2 separate regions of the Homo sapiens genome follow, and region 1 is linked to region 2. The links are chromatin loops, found by intact Hi-C in ENCODE. Cell type or tissue: transverse colon. All regions are shown on one strand. Links, peaks and the distances in the headings refer to the core of each region. The heading gives the core; the rest is flanking DNA.

Region 1 (11,739 bases), core at 2,384-10,383, 350 kb before region 2:
TTTTTGCACTTCTTTCATAAGTTAAATTTCACTAGAAGTCCTTGATGACACTCGCCTACAGTTAGCCACAGCTGCCAAATCCCCTTACTCAGAGATACAGGCTCTTCAGATTTGCTGATAAAATGCCTTAGTGTTTCAGCAAATCAGTGGAGGATGGAATCTGTCCACAGGGCTGGTATCACACTGTGAGAATCATTGTCCTCCACAGTAATCCAAAGTTGTGAGGCATGACTGCACAGTTAGAGGGGCTGTGCTGACTCTTTTTTTTTTTTTTTTCTTTTTTGAGACAGAGCCTCACTCTTCTGCACAGGCTGGAGTGCAGTGAGGCTATCTCGGCTCACTGCAACCTCTGCCTCCCAGATTTAAGAGATTCTCCTGCCTCAGCCTCCCAAGTAGCTGGGAGTACAGGCACCCGGCACCACGCCAGGCTAGTTTTTGTATTTTTAGTAGAGACAGGATTCTACCATGTTGACCAGGCTGGTCTCAAACTCGAACTCCTGGCCTCAGGTGATCCACCTGCCTCGGCCTCCCAAAGTGCTGGGATTACAAGCGTAAGTCACTGTGCCCGGCCCTGGCTTTTCTTATGAGTGACCTACATCAGCTAAGGGAGAGTCTGTTCCTTAAATACCCTGAGGGTATTATGGTGCCCGACATATAGCAGGTGCTCAGTAAGTCTTGGCTGTTATATTAATTAAATTCAAAATGTGTATTAATTAGATTAATAACATCTATTAATTACTATGAAGTAATGAATACAACATTGCCAAAGACCTAGTTTTACCATCTTTATTCCTTTTACACAGAGAGGAGTGTTGTGACTATTTTCCTTCTCAAAATTAAATTTTGTGTCCAAGGAGAATAACTCACTCATTTTACCCTAATCCTGGACCTAATTAAAAGATCCCAAAGAAAAAAACTTACATGACATCTGCACAGCTATGCAAGAATCATTCCAATCAAGAAACATATGTTAAACTTTCAAATGTAAAACAAGCTACTTGAATATTGGTTATTTATATACACGAGGGTGCTCTGAATTCAGGAAAGAAATACATATTTTGAATTTAAGCCAGAGAACTGCTCCTATCTGTACTTTCCTGATTTATAGACTGGTAAGCTCTTCATTGTGAGTTCCTACTGGGGAAAGAGTAAGTGTTAATTCAGTACAGGGACCATGTCTTCACTCATGTATCCACCAGAGTCCAGCACTGTGTCTAGGATGTGGAAGGGGGCACCGTATAGTAGAATTCAGAAGGCTTTGGAATCAATGCTCAGAGTTCAAATTTCAGTTCTTCCTCTTACTATTTGTGGACCCTTTGACAATCCCTTAGGCTCTCTATACCTCACTTTCCTTATCTGGGAAATTACATAAATACTCACCTTACGGGGTTGTTATAAGTATTAAAGGATATGAATTATACAGAGTGCCTGACACTTAGTAGGTGTTAAATAAATACCTGCTACAGTTTGAATGTACATGTTCCTCCAAAATTCGTATGTTGGAACTCAAGCCACCAAGGTGACGGTATTAAAAGATGGGCCTTGTGTGGTGATTAGGCCATGAGGGTTCTGTGCTCATTAATGGGGTCAATGCCCTTATAAAAGGGGCTTCAGAGAGCTGCCTAGGCCTTCAGTTTCTTCTGCCATGTGAGGACACAGCATTTGTCCCCACTGAAGGACACAGCAACAAGGTGCCATCTTGCAAACAGAGGGCAAGCCCTTACCAAACACCACATCTGTTTGTTTTTTTGATCCTGTACTTCTCAGCCTCCATAACAATGGGAAATACATTTTTAATATTTATAAATTACCCAGTCTAAGGTATTTTGTTATAGCAGCCCAACTGGACTAAGGGCAATTTCTATCAAGTGAAATTCCCATAGGTCATTATTTTTTTTCCCTTTAGTTTGTTCTGAAATGGAATTTCTTCATAAGAAATTTCTTTATAAGGCAGAGTTCCTTATTTTGCAATCTATGTGAGCAAAGCTCATCCCATCATAAGACTGATGCAATGTTCTCCCAAAGAATTATTGATTCAAAACTGTGGAACCAGGCCGGGCATGGTGGCTCACGCCTGTAATCCCAACACTTTGGGAGGACAGGCAGGCGGATCACGGAGGTCAGGGGTTCAAGACCAGGCTGGCCAACATGGTGAAACCCCATCTGTACTAAAAATACAAAAAATCAGTTGGGCATGGTGGCACATGGCTGTAGTCCTGGTTACTCGGGAGTCTGAGGCAGGAGAATCTCTTGAGCCCGGAAGGTGGAGGTTGCAGTGAGCTGAGATCATTGCCACAGCACTCTAGCCTAGGCGACAGAGTGAGTGAGACACCGCCTCAAAAAAAAAAAAATGTGGAACCAGAATGGATCTTTAACTTTATCCTCCAGAAGGCATTCAATATCTGTCTCATTAAAACAAAGGTCAGTAGGATAGTATTTACCCTAAACTCATTTAAACCACAGTGAGATTTATTCTTGCCCTTCAACATAGCTTTACTTTTCAACTCAGGGCTTTTCAACTCAGGGTTATAAAAGTTGACATATTTATTTTGAGTCTATATTATAGACTCACAGCCATGTCAGATCTTTGATTTTACTGAGTAGTAAATTAATTAACTACATTTCGCAATGCTTTCTTGTCTAAGACATTCAAATTGAATTCTGGAAACAGTAATTTCTGTTCTGGTATCATATTTTTCAATAATTTTTTACCAGCCAACCCTTCTGTTTTTAGCAATCCTATTTACTTCATACAGTTTTACTTCATACAGTCATTAATAAGCATAAGGCTGGGCATGGTGGCTCATGCCTGTAATCCCAGAACTTGTGGAGGCTGAGGCAGGCAGATCACATGAGGTCGGGAGTTTGAGACCAGCCAGACCAACATGGAGAAACCTGTCTCTACCAAAAAATACAAAATTAGCAGAGTGTGGTGGCACATGCCTGTAATTCCAGCTACTTGGGAGGCTGAGGCAGGAGAATCGCTTGAACCCAGGAGGCGGAGGTCACAGTGAGCCGAGATCACACCATTGCACTCCAGCCTGGGCAACAAGAGCAAAACACTGTTTCAAATAAATAAATAAAAATAATAATAAAACAAGCATGAATTGCTCACAGATCCAATGTGCTCTGTGGCAGAAATGAAAAACACTGGGATTTGTGGCAAGGTATCCAGCCACCATAAAATTTCTTTGCAGCTGCCCAGGAAGAACACCAAATTCCACTAACATCCTAGCATGCAGACGGTGTCTTTCAAAATATTCACAATTTTTAAAAAAATGATAATGCTGATAAGAGTGTATGGAAATGGCCACATATACTTAGCAGGTGAGGCGCTAAACTGGTAGTATGGAGGGTAGTTTGACAATATTAATCAAAAATGGATACTTATCACTAGGAAATTATCCTAAGGTAATTATTACAAAGATATAGCTATAAAGATGCTTCTTATAGCATTAATTTTAATGATGAAATTTGAGAGCATTTTAAAATCCAACAGTAAAGGGTTAATTAAATGAAAAGTGATACATCCATTCAACAGATTTTCAAGGAAAAATTATTCAGTCATTTCCTTGTAGAACTTTCCATGTAGAAAGGACCAGCTTCCTCATCTGGTCTTGTTGGGACACCCCATTGAGTCAGACCTTCCTACTTCCTGAGAAGATATCTACCCTCCCCTTTTATCTGATAGGCTGTAGCTGTGAGAAACTGGTTTATTACCAAATGGTTGTAGAAATGAAGATATTCTCAATATGTTATGCAGATTACATATGCATTTTAATTTGCTAGGATGAGATGCACTAAATTGTGGGTTGTGGTTATCCTGGAGGATGGAATTAAAGAGGGTCTTTACATTGCCCAAATTGTTGAATATTTTACAACGTTTTATCAAGGGAAAAATCTATTTTGAAATTTGATAAAAGGGAATAATTATCTTGCTGGCCCATTGTACAAATACCTTGAAGCTACAGTGACGGTCAATAAATTAAGCATGATAAACATTAATTAAGATCTGTGTTATTAATAAAGCAGCAGCAAAATAATAAAGCAGGTACAAACCAACATCTAGAATCACCCTGTGTTTTCCAAGGAGCTTTGCCTCAGAGGCTCATCTATTATGGATTATGTCACAACGGCTTACTGCAATACAAAGCAACTTTGACTTAATATATTGAAGAAAGGATTAATGTTTTAAAATATGCAATTATCTTTCTTTTGTTTGCTGGGTGCACATGTTGGCAAACAACTGTTTTGACATGAAAATTCCTATTTCTAGGTATGAGCTGAGAGGAGTGAAAAAAAAAAAGAAAATTTTTATTTCTACAATTTGCAGCACGTTATCATCACATGGAGAAAAATTGAGTACCAGAGGCCCAGAAGAATCCTTCTCATTTGGCCCCCTAGCCAGTGGTTTTAATAGCACAGTAGGTGTATTACTAACACAGGGTTTACATAATGACTATCCAGAGTTTACTGTCACTCAGTCACCACTGCCTGCAATTAGAAGAAAGTACATGGCATGCTAATTGGGTCTATAATTTAAGAAAGAGGAAAGATTGCTCTTTTAAAAAAATGGACTTGACTATGCTTCGGATCCAATCAAGCTATTACATTATTTCCTGTAGCTGAAATGCATAAACAAACTATCAAGAATTGGCACCTACCATATGAAATGGTTCTCAAACAATGCTTGGGAGCAGAGACGCTGATCTTACTCAGGGGGTGCAGTCACCTTAAGCTTGTTTATCACATGCACAGTGTGAGGGCATTACCAAGCCCATGCGAAAGATGGCCTGGAGTCTACATTATTCAAGAAGCTGACCTTGGCCTGTTTAAATGTGGAAATTTCACTTCTAAAATGTCCAAGGGAAATAGGCTTTAAAAGCACTCACAAGAATGTTGTGCTCATTTCTGCCAATAATGCTACTACAATTTAAAATTTTATCTTTGTGCTTTACAGTTACCATAGCAGTGAAAGATTCATAGTCAACAGAATTGTTTCAATTTCAATGACTGATTAAATTAGCAGTTTTGCTAATTTGAGGCCATGCCAATTAAATTTATTATCTACAGTAGTGCTGCACACTATTATGCCATTAAAGCTTTCTGCGAATGGTAACTAAAATGGCAGAATGCCTGCAAATAAAAAGCAAGATCCTACTACTTGACTGCAAATGCAAAGTGGGAAAAGAGGGAAAAATAATCTCAGGCTTTAGCTTGGATCACTTCTGGTGACTTTTGGGAAAATATATCGAGACAGATATTCTTTGGAACTACACACTGGATTCTCATTCTCTACCCTAATCGCCACCACTCAGGGTAAACCTCTGCTCTAGGTCCTCAAATTTTTTCAAGAGCCTCGTCCCTAGGTTACAATTATTAGATACAACTGAAGGGATGGGAGTCTCCATGGGGGGGGGGGTTGCATCTTGTTGGGAGGAGAAATGTCCAGGTGCTGGCAAGTCTACCGGTGCTCTTTTTACCTGCTCCTCACTCCAGCTGGGCTCCAGCACAGCCCTGAACTTAGCAAGCTGATTCCTGCTGGCTCTGAACTAATTTTGCTGTTTTCTCACCTCTCTGTGTCACTGGTACAGCTAGGGCAATGTGGGAGCCAGAACACGGCACATCCTGAAAGTTCTCTCCCAATCCATTCCCTTCCTGATGGAGGCTATTTCCCTAGGGCTCCTACCCCCAATCCCAAACAGGGACCTAGACACCCTCTGTTTCTCCAGGACTTTCCTCCCAGTTTTATTTCACTTTTTGGGATCCATCGGCCTCCCTCTCTTACTTTTGTGGCAACTCCAAGGTGAGGTTTTAGGTAATAATTCAGCTGCCATGGCTGGGAGACATCTTTCTGGGAATAGGCAGTTCACTGGTAGCTGTCAAAGGGTCACTAGAACTTCTAGCAGATACAGTAAACTGCTTAGGTGACCCACAGGCCAATTTTCTTTAGCATAATGGTTTTTCCTTTTTTCTTTTACATTAAAGGTCTTTTTTAAATGTTATACTGAATCCTAATGTGTAATACAGATATATCAGAGCTGCTATGGTTGAAGCAGGAGTGGGGGCCCAGGGTTCTGCCTCCTCAGCAGCCCTGCCCCCACAGGGATCCCATAGGAACCTCTGGGTAAACCTAGAACTGCAGAGAACAAAGAGAGAACACAGTCCAAAAAACTACCATCCAAACATTTAGAGTGTGGCAATGTCTATACTTTCATCTATTTTATCTTTTTCTTGTTATCCATTATATGGATAAAATACCTTATTTCTTTTCTTACTAGATATATCACATGTTTTTTTTTCCTTGTTTCTACTGGTAAGAAAGAATAAGATGAACTGATAATCCCCAGGCTTTTTTGACCTTTTAATGTTTTCTATCCACGGGGAAAAAAATCTCAAAAACCTATTCATCTTAGGCAAATCGCAATACCAGGCAATATCCTAGGGTTTTCAGGGTTTAGACCCTTTAAATGACTTTAGGAGAGCAAACTACATTGTCTATAACTCCTGGATGATGAAAAAAACTGTATAAATGTCAGCATCGGACCTAGGGTCTCGTCTGTAAGAGGAAGATGAATGCTAGAGAAGTGAAAACTGCTCATTCATCCAGTCATCTACCCACCCATCCATTCAATAAAACCATCCACCCATCCATTCTTCCTTCCATCCATTCAACAGATACTTCCTGGGCACCTATACAAGAGCTTCTCAAGAAACCGGGCTTTGTCTCCCGGGCTGTGTCCTCTACAGGTCTAGCACAATAAGCACAAAGTACATGCTCAAAAACTTGTTGTGGTCAAAGACTTTGTTCTTGAACTTATGTCTCTAGGCTCTCAGAGTGGGCGAAATGACTCCTAAACTTTCTATTCCAATTGCCAAGATAAACGCGATAATCTTGCAAGAGCGTCCTCATAGCTAACCTATATTGCTCAGCTGCAGCTTAAGCTTAATTCCATCTTTCTGGCCTTTGAATGGAAGAGAAACCAGTCCGGACTGTGGAGTCCTTAAGAGAAAGAATGAACTTTACACTGTAAGACACAAGACTAATTACTTTATTAGGTGCATTCTATAAGTTGAAGAGGAGAATTTTTGGCAAATAAATAAATAAATAAATAAATAATCAAACAGAGACTCTGGGGCCCGAGGAGCTCAGGAAAACGGAAGCGGAGTCTTTGCATAGTTCTAAATGAACAGGAGGTGGCAGCAGTAGGCAACGCGGATTCTCGGCGGAAATGCAGCACTTGCAAAAACCAGGGACAGAAGGCTTTGAGAAAGAGGAGAAGGTCAGAAGGTGACTAACTATTTCTTTTTCGTAGAGACCATGGTGTGGAACATTCGTCCTCTCTACCAGGGGCAGGATGCCGCGTCCTACATGATCTGCCTGGGCATCCCGTACCCTGTCATGCCCGCCTGGGAGGCTCCCTTGTTGCTGCCCATCTGCAGGCCTATTACGTTCTGTCCCTGGCGAAGCTGCTCCTCGGAAAAGCCTCTCCGATTCTGCTGGGCTTTCCTGGACAAGGAAAGTGAGAGGGAATAATGTCATTATGACAGTTTTCCAATCCTTTTCAAGATATGCAATTAGACAGGCTCTGCTGGGGGTCCCCAAATAGATCAGCAGGTCCTACCCTGAGCTGTGGTTATGAGCTATGGCCCTACTCTGAGCTATGGCCCTACCCTGCACTGTGGACCTACCCTGAGCCGTGGCGCTACTCTGAGCTATCTCTGGCCCTAGCCTGAGCTGTGGCCCTACCATGATGCATGAGCTCCCTATCTTTTAGAAGCCCAGGTGTTTTCCAGAATTCCAGCAAAGAGTAGGGCAGAATCAGTGGCTACCTCTCTGGGGAATTCACTCTCAGCTTTTCTTGTTTCTCTTTCTCCCCACTCTCCCTTCTTCCCCCACCACTTTAGGCCATCTCAGACTTCTAAGAAGAAGCCTGCTTCTTCTTACCCTTTCTCTCACAGCTACGTCAAGCCTTTGTGAAAATTAAAATTGGTTCTTCTTACAAAGCACATCATTAATCCCATTCCCCCTTTCCCTGTATAGGGCCAAGATGAATATACCCTTTTAGAGCCAAGGGACCTAAGAGTTAATGAGGGGAAATGTCGCACTCTAGATTAGAGGTCTGCAAACTTTGGTAAAGAGCCAGATAGTACATAATTGTGGTTGTGTAGCCACATGGGAACACGGTAGTTCACTAATAATACAGACACTAAAACCAGGGTTTCAAATGGCCAACCTCTCAGAAGTTTTCAGGGCGAGTGTTCTTTAAAATGACATAAGCTGGTAACTTTTTTTTTTTTAATAACTGTCAAGGAGAAGAAAAGGGGATGCTGGAAATGAATAATCAATTATTTGCCACAGGGCACTCTTCTACAACTAAATTACCCAGTTTAAGCTTCCTGCCTACCCTACCCCCTGAAAAAAAAATCATTTTAAAAAAAGACCCTTTACTGAGAGATAACCATATAATTTGTCATCCGGACTAGGACGCTGTTGAGAGTGAAAGAGAGTTCTATTAATAGATATACTGGGACAACATAGATATTAACCATGACTGTTCCAAACAAACATGACATATTTACCCTTTATTAAGTACACAAACAAAAAAGAAGGAAGGAAGGAGGGAGGGAGGGAGGGAAGGAGGAAGGAAGGAAGGAAGGAAGGGAGGGAGGGAGGGAGGGAGGGAGGGAGGGAGGGAAGCAGCCAGGCAGGCAAGAAAGCTCAGAGCTGGCTTAAGTCATAATAAAGCCAAGTTCAGACATGAAGCCACCTTCAAGAAAGGCCATCCAGTCCTGCTGAGCCTCAGGAGAAACAGAACCTGGGTGGAGCTGGGAGGTATCTGGTAGAAAAGGCCCAACCATTTCTGCTCTGGTTAGGTTACTGGCCTGTACAGAAGCATCAGTCTTTCATTGCTTTGGGGAACTCAGTTGTGGAGACAGCAGTGCTTGGTCCTGGGGCTTTGCACATAAAGCCTCTGTAGAGTTCCAAGGCTTCAGACCCTCCCTCTGGTTAAAATCGCCTTGTGGTCCAGGGGGCAAGGAAGAGGCTTTTACCTGTGAAACCAGGATGGCTCTCCCCGATAGCAGCCATCATCCTTGGTGACTGCAACGCTGCCTAAAGCCATCAGGGTCCTCTGCACAGCTGCCATGTCCTTCCCTGGAAGCCAACAAAGAGCTTAAAGCCAAGCACGTGTCAGAGCCAAGGAATGCTGGAAGGATACGGCTGGACACCCAGGAGGGAAGTTCTGATAGAAGGCTGCAGGTGACCAGATTCAAGGGAGCAGTGCTATCAAACACCTCCCAAAGTGGCCCTAAGACAACCATACCCAAACTTCTCAGAAAGGAACAAAAAGTAACCTGGTTAATTATTCTCTATATGGTACATACCAGAGATACCAAGTTTCTAATCCGTTCATAGTTGCTGTATAAATAAAATCATCCATGTGCATCAAATTGAGTATTCACTTTGCTCTTTGGGCCAGAGGCCTGGCAAATGAAGAACAGCAAATCAACACAGAAAGCACTCAATGTGACACAAGTGATAGGGCCTTTATTTTGTGCCGCTTGAAAACAGCTAAATGGAGACAATAAACAACTGGCTTGTGTGTGACAGAGAGGAGAGCAAGGGAGAGGGATGTGCAGTGTGGCCCCTGCACAGTGGGATGGGGAGCCCTGTTACCTAAGCAGCCCAGTGACCATTAACCCATGGAGAAAGCAACTGGGCCTTACAACTCAGCCTTTCCTCCCATTCTTTCTCCTTTCTTCTCTTCCAGTTGACTGACCTGTCCTAAACTGAGAAGATGCTACTGAGGGGGTGGCCTGCAATTTAGAATCAGACCAAAAGTCCATGCAAGGCACCAGTGTGGAATACAAAAGCTAAAAAGCATAGGGTTAAAAGGGAAGGCAGCATCTAACCTGGCGGGGAACTGTGAAAGTTAAGGGCAAATATTAAGGCTCTCTTTAGACCTGGTGAACCGTCTGCAGTTTTTTGGCCCAGCTGCTGCAGCTCAGTCTCTGGGGAATACAGAATTACAGGGGAAAGGCAGATGGAAAGTGAGAATGGAGTATGAACTGTAATAAAATAAACAATTAAGGCCTTCAGAGGAAGTCCAGCTCAGGATCTTCATTTATTCGAAGAGGAGAGACAGAAAGCTGATCCTCTCTCCCCTCTACCCCCACCTCCCATGTTAACCACAGGGTGATTGCCTGAATCCTGAGGCCCTGTGGGACTGGTTGGTGAATACAAGGATAAAATGCTGTCAATGGATAGTCCCCCAGACTCAAGGAATAACTGGGGTGGTGGAGAATGAAGTATTTCAGAAGCAGACAGAAGGGAGAAGGCATAAGGAATATTCAGAACTAAGAAGAAACACAGAAGTTGTTGTTAGAATGACTCTTCCACAGGTGAAAGCATTTCTGTAATTGTCACCATATAATGGGACACTTTTTAAAAAATATAAATGTAGTAATGATATTCTGAAGGTTCATTCTGTGAAGAGATAGGGAGAGGACTTGCTCTTAGGCAGTGAACTATTAAAGGGAACCTAGAGAAATAAATGAGCAAAGGAAGGCTTAGGTTAGGGTATATCACTCATCTCTACTGTTTACAAAGAGCACCCTGGATACTTGTTTCTGGTGGTTGGAAAGAGCTATTCTGATATGTCCAGGATCTGGGAAAATGTGGGGCCTGACATCCAGCAGATCACCCACAGACACTACCCTGGAGCAACGGATGAAGAAGCAAAGTTTTATTAAACTATAGAACTAGACTCCTTCAAAGTAGCTAGTTCATCCCTGGTATCCCTGCATCTAGAAAATTCCCAACACTTAGTTCCCTACTTAGTTCCCTTTGTCCTTTCTGGGTTCATGTAGTAGTCTATATAACACTTCTTATATATAAGACTATATATAAGAACTTATAAGAACTAACACTTATATGTAAGTGTTATATATAACACTTCTTATATAGACTACTACATGAACCCAGAGAGGACAAAGGGAACTAAGTTGCCGGCTAAGATAAGATATCCAGGAGCCTAGAACTATCAACACAACTCCACCCTCATCCCAGGAGAGTGGAAAAGGAAGTGATTACACTTGAGAAAGAAGCCACTAGGGAAGCGGGCATTATTTGACAGGAAGAAATTGGAATTTTTTCCTTAAGAAACTTTCCAAAGCAAGATATTTGATGTAAATTATAGGGTAGACACTGTATATGTCATCTCAACCTCATGGAATTGGGATTATTCCTCCTCATGTGTGGACGAGAAAACTATTTCAAAGAGGTTAATTAACATGCCCAGAGTCACCCAATCAGTTAACAGAGCCCAGCTCTAGATCAGACCTGTCTGAATGTAAAGCCCTTGAACAATCCACCATGCCACTCTGCCATCTCCCATGGCACCCCATTGCAGGCTGGATGAGGAGCACATTCCTCAGTAGGAACCAGCGATCAGGGATGATCTGAAAGGGTCATGATGACTGTTTTGTGCCAGGCCAGAGGGGACACTGAGGGGAATAAAACTGGAGCACAGATTTCAGGCCCTGTAGAATCAAGGGCACCAACCTCAATGCCCATAAGTCTTTGAGTGTTTTTGTCTAGGTTTCTCCATGTCTTCATCCAAACAAGACTGAAACAAAGAAAAGCAGTTAGGGCCTCACTACTGATGTTCTGGCCAAGTGATATCATTTGGATGTTTTGTCCTCTCCAAATCTCATGTCGAAACGTGACCTCCAATG
Region 2 (11,739 bases), core at 1,346-9,345:
AATTTCCAAACATAAAACTTTATGGAAGCGGTATAAGGCAAACACAATGTATTCTTTAGTCTCTACTGTGAAATGTTAATTTTAGTGCCTTTTTTCCCCTTATTTTTCAGCTGTTAATGAAAGGAATGAGTGATATTTAGAAAGCATCAAATTTGGCCGGGCGCAGTGGCTCACGTCTGTAATCCCAGCACTTTGGGAGGCCGAGAAGGGTGGCTCATGAGGTCAAGAGATCAAGACCATCCTGGCAAACATGGTGAAACCCAGTCACTACTAAAAATACAAAAATTAGCTGGGTGTGGTGGCGCATGCCTGTAGCCCCAGCTACTCAGGGGGCTGAGGCAGGAGAATCGCTTGAACCCGGGGGGGTGGAGGTTGCAGTGAGCTGAGATCCGCCACTGCACTCCAGCTTGGTGACAGAGTGAGACTCCATCTCAAAAAAAAAAAAGCAAAAAAGCCTCGAATTTTAGAGACTTAGCAACATTACTAAGTGAGAACTTGAAAGGAAGTAGAACCGCTTCAGAATGAGATGATTTGCACCTCTCTGAAATTGGCAGCTTTTAAATTTACAGTTACTTGATTTGCCCAAGAAAACAATTCAAAAGGAGGGCAACACTTTTTCCATATATTCCTGAGTCAGTCTTGGGAAAAATCTAGCAAATGAAAACACAGTGTCTAGTACAGTACTTGGCATATAGCAGGTGCTCAGTATTTATTGGAAGGAGGGAGATGCTTGGTAAAAGCTCTTGGTAAATGTCATGCTCTGCTGAGCTCCAAGGAGTGTATTAGAGCAGTGCTTTTCAGATATTACTATGTGAATCAATCATATTCTGATTAAATCGATTTGAGATGGACCTGATAGTCCAAATATTCAACAAGCTTCTAACCGATGCAGATACTCCTGGCCCAGACTACACTTTGAGTAGCAAGGCCTTAGAGAACAGGCTCATGTTTGACAGGAAGGATATGCAGTGCTTTTTCTCTCTTTTCCAAGATTTTATAATGTTTTTACATAACTTTTATAATCATAAAATAAATTTGCTTTAAAAAACTCAGCTAACAATCTCTAAGATAATTTTTTTATCATATTATGCCATGGAAACCAAATTACCAGTGGGATTTTTCTACTATGCTATAGGAGTATAGGGAAAAATATTTTTTAAGTAAAAATTAATATTTAGAGTTTGGATAATTAATATTTTTATACATTCTATATTATGACATCAAAAGAAGAGAACTCAATTACAGTAGGACTGAAATTTTGAAGTAAGTAAATTTTAATGAATAATTACAACCAAATGGAGTGCTTTTTTTGTGTGTAAATCATTCTGGTAGGTCCTAGGAGTGGAAGAAAAGTGAAATGATCCTTAGATAATATATAATCCAGTAGAAAAGAGAGTCAAATATGTGAATTACAAATTGTAATATCAGGGAGAATGAAGGGATAACAGAGACACACAAATGGAGGATAATAAAGTGGTATATATTTTGATGGAGGAAGAGCCAAGGGATGCACTGTTAGAGGATGTGGTATTCAAACCAGGTCTTGAATTCTGAGAAAAGTTTTGCTCATGGAAAATGGGTAGAGGGTTTTGGCATGGGAGAGGCATATGTAGCTGGGAAAACAGAGGCAAAGCTATGACAATGAATGATAGATGTGAGAAACAGAAAATATACTAGAGTGACATATGAGAGAAGTGGGAAATATTGTTCATTTACTCTCATTTAATCTTCACATGAGCCCAATGAATTAGATACTATTACTGTTCCCATTTTACGAAGGATACTGAGGCTTAGTGGCTACATAACGCTGTCCAAGATCTCATAGCTAGTGAGTTGCATAGCTGGGACTCCAGGTCTCTTGATCATTGTGTCAAGGGCTTCCCGTTACATGTTACCTGTTATTGTAAACCTGGTAAAGGCTGTTTATGACCAAAGCATATTAAAGAGTTGCACTTTTTTTTTCTATTGACAAAAATGGCCATTGCAGGTTGAGAAAGGGAGTAAAATGATTCACATTGTACTTTAGGAAGGTAACTATGGCAGAATGGAGAATGCTTGGGGGAAATAAAGAGTCTTTCAGATAAATCACTGAAACCAATTATCTAAGCAATGAAAAGTGAGAAAAAATGCAAAGACCTGGCACATAGAGACTAAACGCATGGCTTTTCTGAACTCTGATGCTTGGCTCCCCAACCCTACTTCTCACCCCAAGGACCTGTAATTCTAAGGCCTGAGTGGGTAGCTTCCCTATCTCTTAAATTATTTTTTATTACTTGAACACCTCATCAAACTGTTCATCCATTTTTATTGAATACAACCAATCTCATTTATGTAAATACATATGCAAATCTGTTTTCTGGAAATTTTTTCTCCATTACACTCTTATTTCCCCAACCATTCCCCATTCTGCCATAATTATCTTCCAAAATACAATGTGAATAATTTTGCTTCCCTTCTTAAAAACCTGCAATGGCCTCTCTTGTCAACATAAAAAATTTTCCAAGCTTTTAAATATGCTTTGTTCATAAACAGCCTTTACCAGGGTTACAATTATAATAGGTGACATGTAATGGTAAAGACCCTGCTGGATTCCTGAAGAGCTGACTATAACCTTAGCCCTCTATTTGGAGACTCCCTTATTGTTTGAAATGTCTGTACTTTACAAGTGGTTTGTTTTGTTTGGATTCACGTGATAAATGAGTAGTGAGGATCCCAGATAAAGCACCAAAACAGCTTGCCATTCAGACATGTGTAGTTGGCAGGATAAGCCGGCCTGATTTTACTTGATTAAAGGCACCCAAAAAGCCTTGGAGGAAGCATATTGATTTAATGATATTGGGACCAGGGCTGTCCCTGGTCCCCAGAGCTAAGCCCCAGGACTGTCTTACTTCCCAGGCTGTGTACGAGATGGGGAAGGAACAGATCCCAAGCAGAATCAGAACACAGACATGTATTTGGTCGAGGGATATTGCCTAGAGGAGAGTGAGGTTATATGATGCTTTGAGTTCCACAGTGATGCGTCACACACAATTTTTTTTTCTGGCTGGGGAGTGGGGTGGGTGGAAAAGGAATAAGGGACTGAAATGAGGAGCCAAGTAAACGAAAGATGGGATGGAGTAGAAGCTGCTTTGCTTTATGGCCTCGTACCAGTAGAGTTTATTCCTAGTCTTTCCCAAGCTTCTTCACCCAGCTCAAGCCAAAAGACTGTATGATAAAGATCAGAGGAGAATGAGGAGATGCAACCAACATAGGTGGTGCTGGGACGTGACGACAGCAGCAGCAATTACCTCCAGGAAGAGTGACATCATTGCAGCAACTGGGGATCTTCAGGAGCCTCCAAGGAAATGGAGACACTGAGGCACACACTTGTGGACACATGATACAACTTACACATTCCTGACATCAGAAGACAGAGGATTGGGATCCACTTATTTTGTTGATTGGGGTAGAGCCGGAGACTATTGTTTTGTCATTTTTACTGTGACCATTCCCGGATTATACCCAGGTGGTGTGTCCTTGAGAAACTGGGTAGAAGAGAAGCAGAAGCTTAAGCAGGAAGTAGCGTTGTCTATATTACCTCATGCCCACTTGGTATTTATGGCCCACAACTGGGATTCTGTAATGAGACAAGAGTGAACGGCAGCAATGGCTGGCCATAAGATTGTTTCTCCCAGATTTGAAAGCTCGGTGTTCAGGAAGACCCTAAGAGCCTCTGTGCCTTTTAAGTTTATTGGACATTAAGTTTTTCTGGTATGCTTTCAGAAAATTTATTTTAACAGTAGTCGTTACTATAATACTTTTGAGAGGGCTACTAACAAGTGATGATTGTAAAATTCATTTTAATATCCATTCATTTCCGTCTACCACACCACATTCCAGCATCCTCTTCCATTTCTCCTTCCCACGCCACCTCCAATCCCTGAAAAGGAAATTGAGAGGAAATAAAGGCCTCAGAGCCTTTATTTTCTAGCTAGTTAGCTAGTTAGCTGCAAAGTCCCTGATTTAAGATGTTATAGAGCCACCTACTGGTATTCAAGGCTCACTTCAGGCACGTATAATATGTTCTGTCAGTGTCAATTATTCCTAAAAATGCCTGTAGATCACCAGCAACAGGAACAACTAGGAGTTTATGCAATATACAGATTTCTGGATCAAATGCCAACCCTCCTGCATCAGATCCTCTGGGATGGCATCTTTTCCTCCTGTCTTTAAAATGTTCTCCTCAGGGGATTTTTATGTCTCAAATGTTTGAGATGAAGGCTTTGAAATGTCAACAAATTTCTCTTTTTTAAAAAAGTTAAAATAGGTAGAATGGCAGAGTAAACAATTCTTATCCATGCTGCATATAACTTTATGCAATTAGGAAGACTATTTTGGCAGAGATAGTTGATCTCAACTAGCAGGAAAATCAATTGATCTGCCACCCTTACCTTTTTTTTCTCCAGGCTACCACCCCACCCCAAGGTTCCTAGAATTATGAGAATTATGTCTATTATTAGGAGACATTGTTGTATTAATGTGTATATTAGTAATCACTTGAGCTTCAGTCACAACAGAATGACCTCTGTGCATTTGTTATCATTTAACCAATCTAATCTTGGGAATGCATTCTTTTAACAACATGACTCTGCAATTTGGTGTGCCACTATCAATTGGAAATAGCATGATGCCACCTCATCCATGGAGTAAAAATTAGTAATATTATCATTACCTAATACTATCATTCTCTTCCAACTTTTTAAATATTAAAATTACAAGTTTGTACAAACAACCTTAACCAACAAAAATATTTTTTAATAAAGTAAATAAATTTCAATGTAAATAAAAGTAATGAATTTTTAGTGTGTCAACAACTCTCTCTGATCAACTCTCTCTGAATGTTAGGTTGTAGTCAAAAGCCCTTACAAATGCTTCTTGGCCTTTTGATGATTTTGTTTCAAAGGATTCTGATTTGCTTAAGTGTCTGTAGTTAACTCCCCAACTCAGCCACGTGTTCGGCTCTGCCCTTCCTAAACTGCAGAAACTGGTCATGGAGGAAGTTGTAGTTTATCTTAGCAACATCTGCACCCACAGCTTCCTCTTCCTTTGAGTAGCAGAAGTAAAAGAGAAAGTAAAATTTATGCCACACATCTTTCTGTTTCAGCCAAGTATAAAGGAGAATATTCTAGAAGTCAGAGTTAAGCAATATAATGAAGTAGAGGAGGAAGTGAGTTCCTATAACTGGAAGCATCCAAGCCAAGCTTGGCACCAATAAGACAGTAACATGATAGAATTGAAGCACCTGATGCTTGATTGAACTACATGAACTTCACGGTCTTTCCAACCGTACTCTGTTTTTTTCCCTCTGCCTGCTGTAGATACCTTTTGTCTTTGCACAGTTAAGCCTTTCTTTCCTTTTTATTGCCTTTCCTCACTCAAATCTTTGACTTCATTTGCTGTAGTCAGGACTAACAGAACTTCTATATAAATATGGACCTAATATTCTAAAATCATGCGGCTACCAGCAAAAGCTTGAGATTGTGTTTTGGGGAGTACCTTTATACTGGTAACACGTTCTAGCCTCTGGGGACACCTCAACATTTTCTCTACCCTCTCCCCGCATTCAGCACCCAGGATGAGATGCGCTTAGCTCAGGCAGTCAGGCTCAGAAAACACATAATGAAGCTCTCAGAGTGGGAAGTATGAATGACCTGGATGGAAGTCACCTTTAGTGCCTCCATCACCTCCACAGTGGTAGGATTGATGTGTGTGCGGCCCGAGGGCAAAGCTTCTCAACTCTTGCGCCAGATGTGCCCTAATCATGGAGCTGAGTAAATGCACACTCCCCAGAGCCCTGTATGGCAGGCATGACAAGCACTGATCCTGGCATTTCTTTCAAGCTGCATAGTTTGTTTTTGTAAATTCATTCACATTTTGTTACACACACACACACACACACACACATGCACACACACACACAAAATTGATGTTCTGGATGTGCTATGTTTGCCCTGTGGCTTCGAGTCCCTTCTGGCACACGCCTTTATTCTTGGGTACTTGTGACCCCTAATGTGAAAGTCCTAGGTCTGGAAGAAAGGCACCAAGAAGTCAATTAGGCACAAGAAAGCTCTGTTCACTCATGGCCCAGCCAACTTTAGTAAAGTAGAAGACTATGAGTGGATTTGAAACCAAAGCTTGAAATCGTGTCTATTTGCCCAAACCTTAGGCAACCTGGAGCAAACGCTGGTGAAGAATCAAGATTATGAGCCATTAGACTGTCTTCTTAAAGAGAGTAGAGAACTGAAAGCTTCCCACCTAAGCTTAACTCCCTCCTCTTGAGTTGACCAGGAGAAAGTTTCACTTGTAGGGCTCATCCTGCCCTTCTGGTACCGAATGTACAATATTAAAGCCTGATAAATTTACACAGCGGAAGTAGAAGACAAGAGGCCTCTGACTCAGGTCTCAAACTCCTATGAATCTTTAGCCTGCTGAGGTATGTTCTTGCTCCAAGAGTTTTAGACTAAGTTTCCTCACCTGTCTAGACTGGTGTTCTGTGTCTACTTACTTGAGTCTTCACTGATTCCTTGGATCTGTTTTTTTTTTTTTTTTCCTCTGCACCTATGATGCCTGCCTGATTCTACCAATCTGGGCTAAACTTTGAAACTGACTCAGTGGCCTATTCAGCCTAAGGCATCTGCCAAGCTGCCCAGATTTAGGTCCTGACCTCTCCTGGCCTGACTGACATGCCACAATAAAAATCATTAGAAGAAGAGCATTGATTTAAAGTGGATATATTAGTCTGTGATGTGAAGTGAGTCAAAAGAAAAGCTCAACTCACCATACTTGAGTGACAATCACCACCTTTAGCAAATTCTCTGCTCCACAAGGCATTTTTCTTTCTCCTACTCACTCATTTGCCATTTCCTGTCATTCATTCACATGATACTGAATTGAATACTACTTTGTGTCTGGCCTCATCCTCACAGTGGGGGCGTTGAGGAGTGAAGGCAGCTTTCCACCTTTGAGGACATTTGGGTCCAACAGAGTTCACAGCCCGCATTCCCTCATCTTGGAGTGACATTGCACGTTTTGACATAAACATTAAAGCAACAATAGCAAACTGAAAAATTTCATCTCAGTAGATAGGACAGAGAGTATCTTCAAATAGTATTTATTGAACAGATAAATATTGGTCAAGCTGTGTACCCAAAATTTGGGGTGATGGGTAAAAGTCCTGTAGGAGGAGGTTCTGTAGAAGTGATTGCTGAGCCTTCTTCCTGCCCCCGCTCCTGTGTGGGGAGCCCCAAGTAGGAATGATGAGCAGGAGTCTGCCCAGTTCTGCCACATGTGTGGGATCTTGCTGCAGGGACTGCTGTAAACTGTGAATTGTTTCCGTAGTTTCTACTAAAGTAGCAACAAAAAACACTGCCCAAGGGTTTGAGGGAGGAATGAAAGTCTCTTTCTTGGGTGGAGTCTGGAGAAACACAGCTTAGTTTTCTTTGATATGAAATGGTTCAACGGTGAGAGGGTAAGTTTGCTCTGGAGTTTTGGGAAAATCAAAGGGCTCCAATTATCTCCTTAAGAAAGGAAAATTGATTGAAGTTTTGGTGGATCCCAGCCAATACCTAGGGTAGAATAAGACCCAGAAATGATATAAAAACAGCGAACTTATGGGATGAATCCTTGCTTATTTTCTTTCTGAACTTTCAGATTAAACAATGCTCAGAGAAAAGAGAAAGAATCCTGCCCCCCACGCCAATGAAACAGCATTTTGGATTTTGTCATACTGTAAAAAGGTTGCAGTCTTGGAAAAATAGGGTAGTTTTGAGTCAAATTAAGAATCTTTCATTAGGGTCTTGCTCAAGTACTTTTTGTTTAAACTTTCTACTTGGAAATAATTTCAAACTTCAAAAAAAGTTGCAAAAGTAAAAATATTAAAAGACACACACACACACATACACACACACACACACACACACTTATTCCATCTACCTAGATTCATCTGTCTTTAACAATTTACCCCCTTTACTTTGTCATTTGCTTCCATCTCTCTCTGTATGCATATACATGTATATCTATACATGCATGTATGTATGTATAAGTGTATGCATATACATATGCATGCACACATGAACACACACCCTTTGAGGCTAAGTTATTTATATCATAGTCCTTTGACTGCTAAATAATAACTGTGTATTTCCTAAGAATAAAAATATCTCTTACATAACAACATCGGAGTTATAAATACTTTTATCTAGTCATCTGTCCATATTCTAATTTTGTCAGTTGATCTAATAAATGTCTTTCATACCATTTCCCCCCTTCTAGTACAGGATTCAATCTAGAGTTAGGTATTGCAATCAATTGTCATGTCTCTTTAGCCTCCTTTAATCTAGAATATTTTCAGAGCCTTTCTTTATATTGACATTTTTGAAAAATATAGTCCTCTCTCCCTTTTTAATATACCTTTTTTTTGTTTAAAATTTCAACTTTTATTTTAGATACAGGGGTACATGTACAAGTTGCATGAGGATATTGTGTGATGCTGAGGTTTGGGGTACAGATCTTTTCATTTAGGTAGTGAGCATGGTACTTGATAGGTTATTTTTCAACCCATGCCTTCCTCCTTCCCTTTATGCTCTAGTAGTCCACATTGTCCATTGTTTCCATATTTATGTCCAGATGTGCTAAATGTTTAGCTCCCACTTATAAGTGAGAACACGTGGTATTTTTTTTTCCTGTTCCTGCATTACTTCACTTAGGATTTTGGCCTCAAACTACATCCACGTTGCTGCAAAGGACATGATTTCATTCTTTTTAATGGCTGCATAGTATTCCACAGTGTATATGTACCACATTTTTTTTCCAGTCCACAAATGATGGACAACTGGGTTGATTCTATATTTTTGATACTGTGAAGGGCACAGTGATGAGCATACATTTGCACGTCTTTTTGGTAGTATAATTTATTTTCCTTTGGGTATACACCCAATAATGTGATTGCTAGGTTGAATGGTAGCACTATTTTAAGTTCTTTGAGAAATATGCAGACTGCTTTCCACGGTGACTAACTTACATTCCCACCAGAAGTGTATAAGCGGCTGGGCGCAGTGGCTCAAGCCTGTAACCCCATCACTTTGGGAGGCTGAGGCAGGAAGATCACGAGGTCAGGAGATCGAGAGCATCCTGGCTAACATGGTGAAACCCCATCTCTACTAAAAATACAAAAAAATTTCTGGGCGTGTGGTGGCAGGCACCTGTAGTCTCAGCTACTCGGGAGGCTGAGGCAGGAGAATGGCGTGAACCCGGGAGGTGGAGCTTGCAGTGAGCAGAGATAGCACTACTGCACTCCAGCCTGGGCAACAGAGCGAGACTCCATCTCAAAAAAAAAAAAAAGTGTATAAGCATTTCTTTTCTTCACAACCTTGCCAACATCTGTTTTTTGACTTTTTAATAATGGCCATTCTGGCTGGCGGGAGATGGTATCTCATTGTGATTTTGGTTTGTGTTTCTCTAATGATTAGTGATGTTGAACATTTTTTCATGTTTGTTGGCCACTTGTATCTCTTCTTTTGAGAAATGTCTGTTCATATCCTTTGTCCATTTTTTTAAAAGGAGTTGTTTTTTGCTTGTTGATTTGTTTAACTTCCCTTTAAATTCTGGATATTAGGCCTGTTGATTGTTTCTTTTGCTGTGCAGAAACTTTTTAGTTTAATTAGGTCCCACTTGTCTACTTTTGTTTTTGTTACAATTGCTTTTGGGGACTTAACCAAAAATTCTTTGCCAAGGCTGTTACAGTTTGGCTTTGTGTCCTCACCCAAGTCTCATGTTGAATTGTAATTCCCAGTGTTGGGAGAGAGATCTGGTGGGAGGTGCTTGAATCGTGGGGGCAGATTTCCCCCTTGCTGCTCTTGTGATAGTGAGTGAGTTCTCACGAGATCTCACAGATTTGTTTAAAAGTGTGTAGCAAAAAAGTACTACTCACTTTTTTGTTTGAAAGGGTGTAGGACTTCCTCCTTTGTTCTCTCTCTCTCCTGCTTACTTCCCCTTTGCCCTTCCACCATGTTTGTAAGTTTTCTGAGGTCTCCCAAGCCATGCTTCCTGTATAGCCTGTGGAATTGCGAGTCAGTTAAACCTCTTTTCTCCATAAATTACTCAGTCTCAGGTATGTCTCTATAGCAGTGTGAGAATGGACTAATACAGAAAATTGGTGCCAGAGAAGTGGGGCATTGCTATAAAGATACCTGAAAATGTGGACACAACATTGGAACTGGGTAAGGAGCAGAGGTTGGAACAGTTTGCAGGGATCAGAAGAAGGCAGGAAGATGAGGGAAAGTTTGGAACTTCCTAGAAACTTGTTGAATGGACCAAAATGTGGATAGTGATATAGACAGTGAAGCCCGGGCTGTGGTTGTCTCAGATGGAGATGTGGAACTTATTGGGAACTGGAGTAAAGGTAACTTTTGTTATGCTTTAGCAAAGAGACTGGTGGCATTTTGCCTCTGCTGTAGAAACCTATGGAACTTTGAACTTAAGAGAGATGATTTAGAATATCTGGGAGAAGAAATTTCTAAGTGCAAAGCAAGTAAATTGGTGACTTCTTAAAGCCTATGCTCATTTGCATAAACAAAGAAATAACCTGAAACTAGAACTTATATTTAAAAAGGAAGCACAGCATAAAAGGTTGGAAAATTTGTAGCCCAACCATGTGGTAGAAAAGAAAAATCCATTTTCTGGGGGGACTTTCGAGGCTGCTGCAGAAGTTTGCATAAGTAAAGAAGAGCTGAATGTTAATAGCCAAGACAATGGGGAAAATGCCTCCAAGGCATTTCAGAGACCTTCACAGCAGCACCTTTCATCACAGGCCTGGAGGACTAAGAGGGAAAAATGGTTTCCTGGGCTAGGCCCAGGGCTCCACTGCTCTGTGCAGCCTTGGTACATGGTGCCCTGCATCCCAGCCACTCCAGCTCCAACTGTGCCTGAAAGGGGCTCAGTTACAGCTCAGGCTGTTGCTTCAGAGGGTGCAAGCCCAAGCCTTGGAAGCTTCCATGTGGTTTTGGACCTGCAGGTGCGTAGAAGGTAAGAGTTAAGGTTTGAGAACCTCTCCCTAGATTTCAAAGAATGTACGAAAATGCCTGAATGTCCAGGTAGAAGTCTGCTGCAGGGGCAGAGCCCTCAGGAAGAACCTCTACTAGGGTAAGGCAAAGGGGAAATGTGAGCTTGGAACCCCCATACATAGTCCCCACTGGGGCACTGCCTAGTGGAGCTGTGAGAAGAGGGCTACTGTTCTCCAGGCCCCAGAATGGTAGATCCACTGACAACCTCACCATGCACCTAGAAAAACTGCAGGCACTCAATGATGGCCTGTGAAAGCAGCCAAGAGGACTGTACTCAGCAGAATCACAGGGGCGGAGCTTTCCAAGGCCTTGGGAGCCCACCCTTTGCATCAGTGTGACCTGGATGTGAGACATAAAGGAGATTATTTTGGAGCTTTAAGATTTAATGATGGCCCTGCTGGTGTTCAGACTTGCATGGGGCCTGTAGCCCCTTTGTTTTGGCCAATTTCTCCCTTTCAGAATGGGAGCATTTACCCAACATCTGTACCCTCATTGTATCTTGGAAGTAACTAACTTGTTTTTTATTTTACAGGCTCATAGGCAGAAGGGACTCGCCTTGTCTCAGATGAGACTTTGGACTTGGACTTTTTACTTAATGTTGGAATGAGTTAAGACTTTTGGGGACTGCTAGGAAGGCATG

Evidence for each region. Peaks named below come from ENCODE experiments on the same cell type or tissue, not always from the same donor. Only the 100,000 strongest peaks of a DNase experiment are listed, where the experiment ranks them.
Region 1: it touches region 2 in a loop (19-fold over the local background); 32 of 110 quality-filtered maps call a loop at or near these places.

Annotation. Positions count from the first base shown.
Region 1 is chr3:112,009,181-112,020,919 of GRCh38, reverse strand. TAGLN3 (transgelin 3) reads right to left here. Exons shown (of 5, transcript NM_001008272.2): 4 at 9,055-9,157; 5 at 7,035-7,510. The coding sequence ends at 7,369. Among named protein-coding and RNA genes, the nearest start is that of TAGLN3, 16 kb to the right of the region's middle. In transverse colon, for the core only: a CTCF peak has its summit at 7,186 (motif pointing right); a DNase peak (open chromatin) is centred at 7,219.
Region 2 is chr3:111,661,392-111,673,130 of GRCh38, reverse strand. It overlaps a transcript of CD96 not described here. Among named protein-coding and RNA genes, the nearest start is that of PLCXD2, 7.4 kb to the left of the region's middle. RefSeq lists an enhancer at 5,147-5,196. In transverse colon, for the core only: a CTCF peak has its summit at 4,031 (motif pointing left); a DNase peak (open chromatin) is centred at 5,010; H3K27ac peaks cover 471 bases.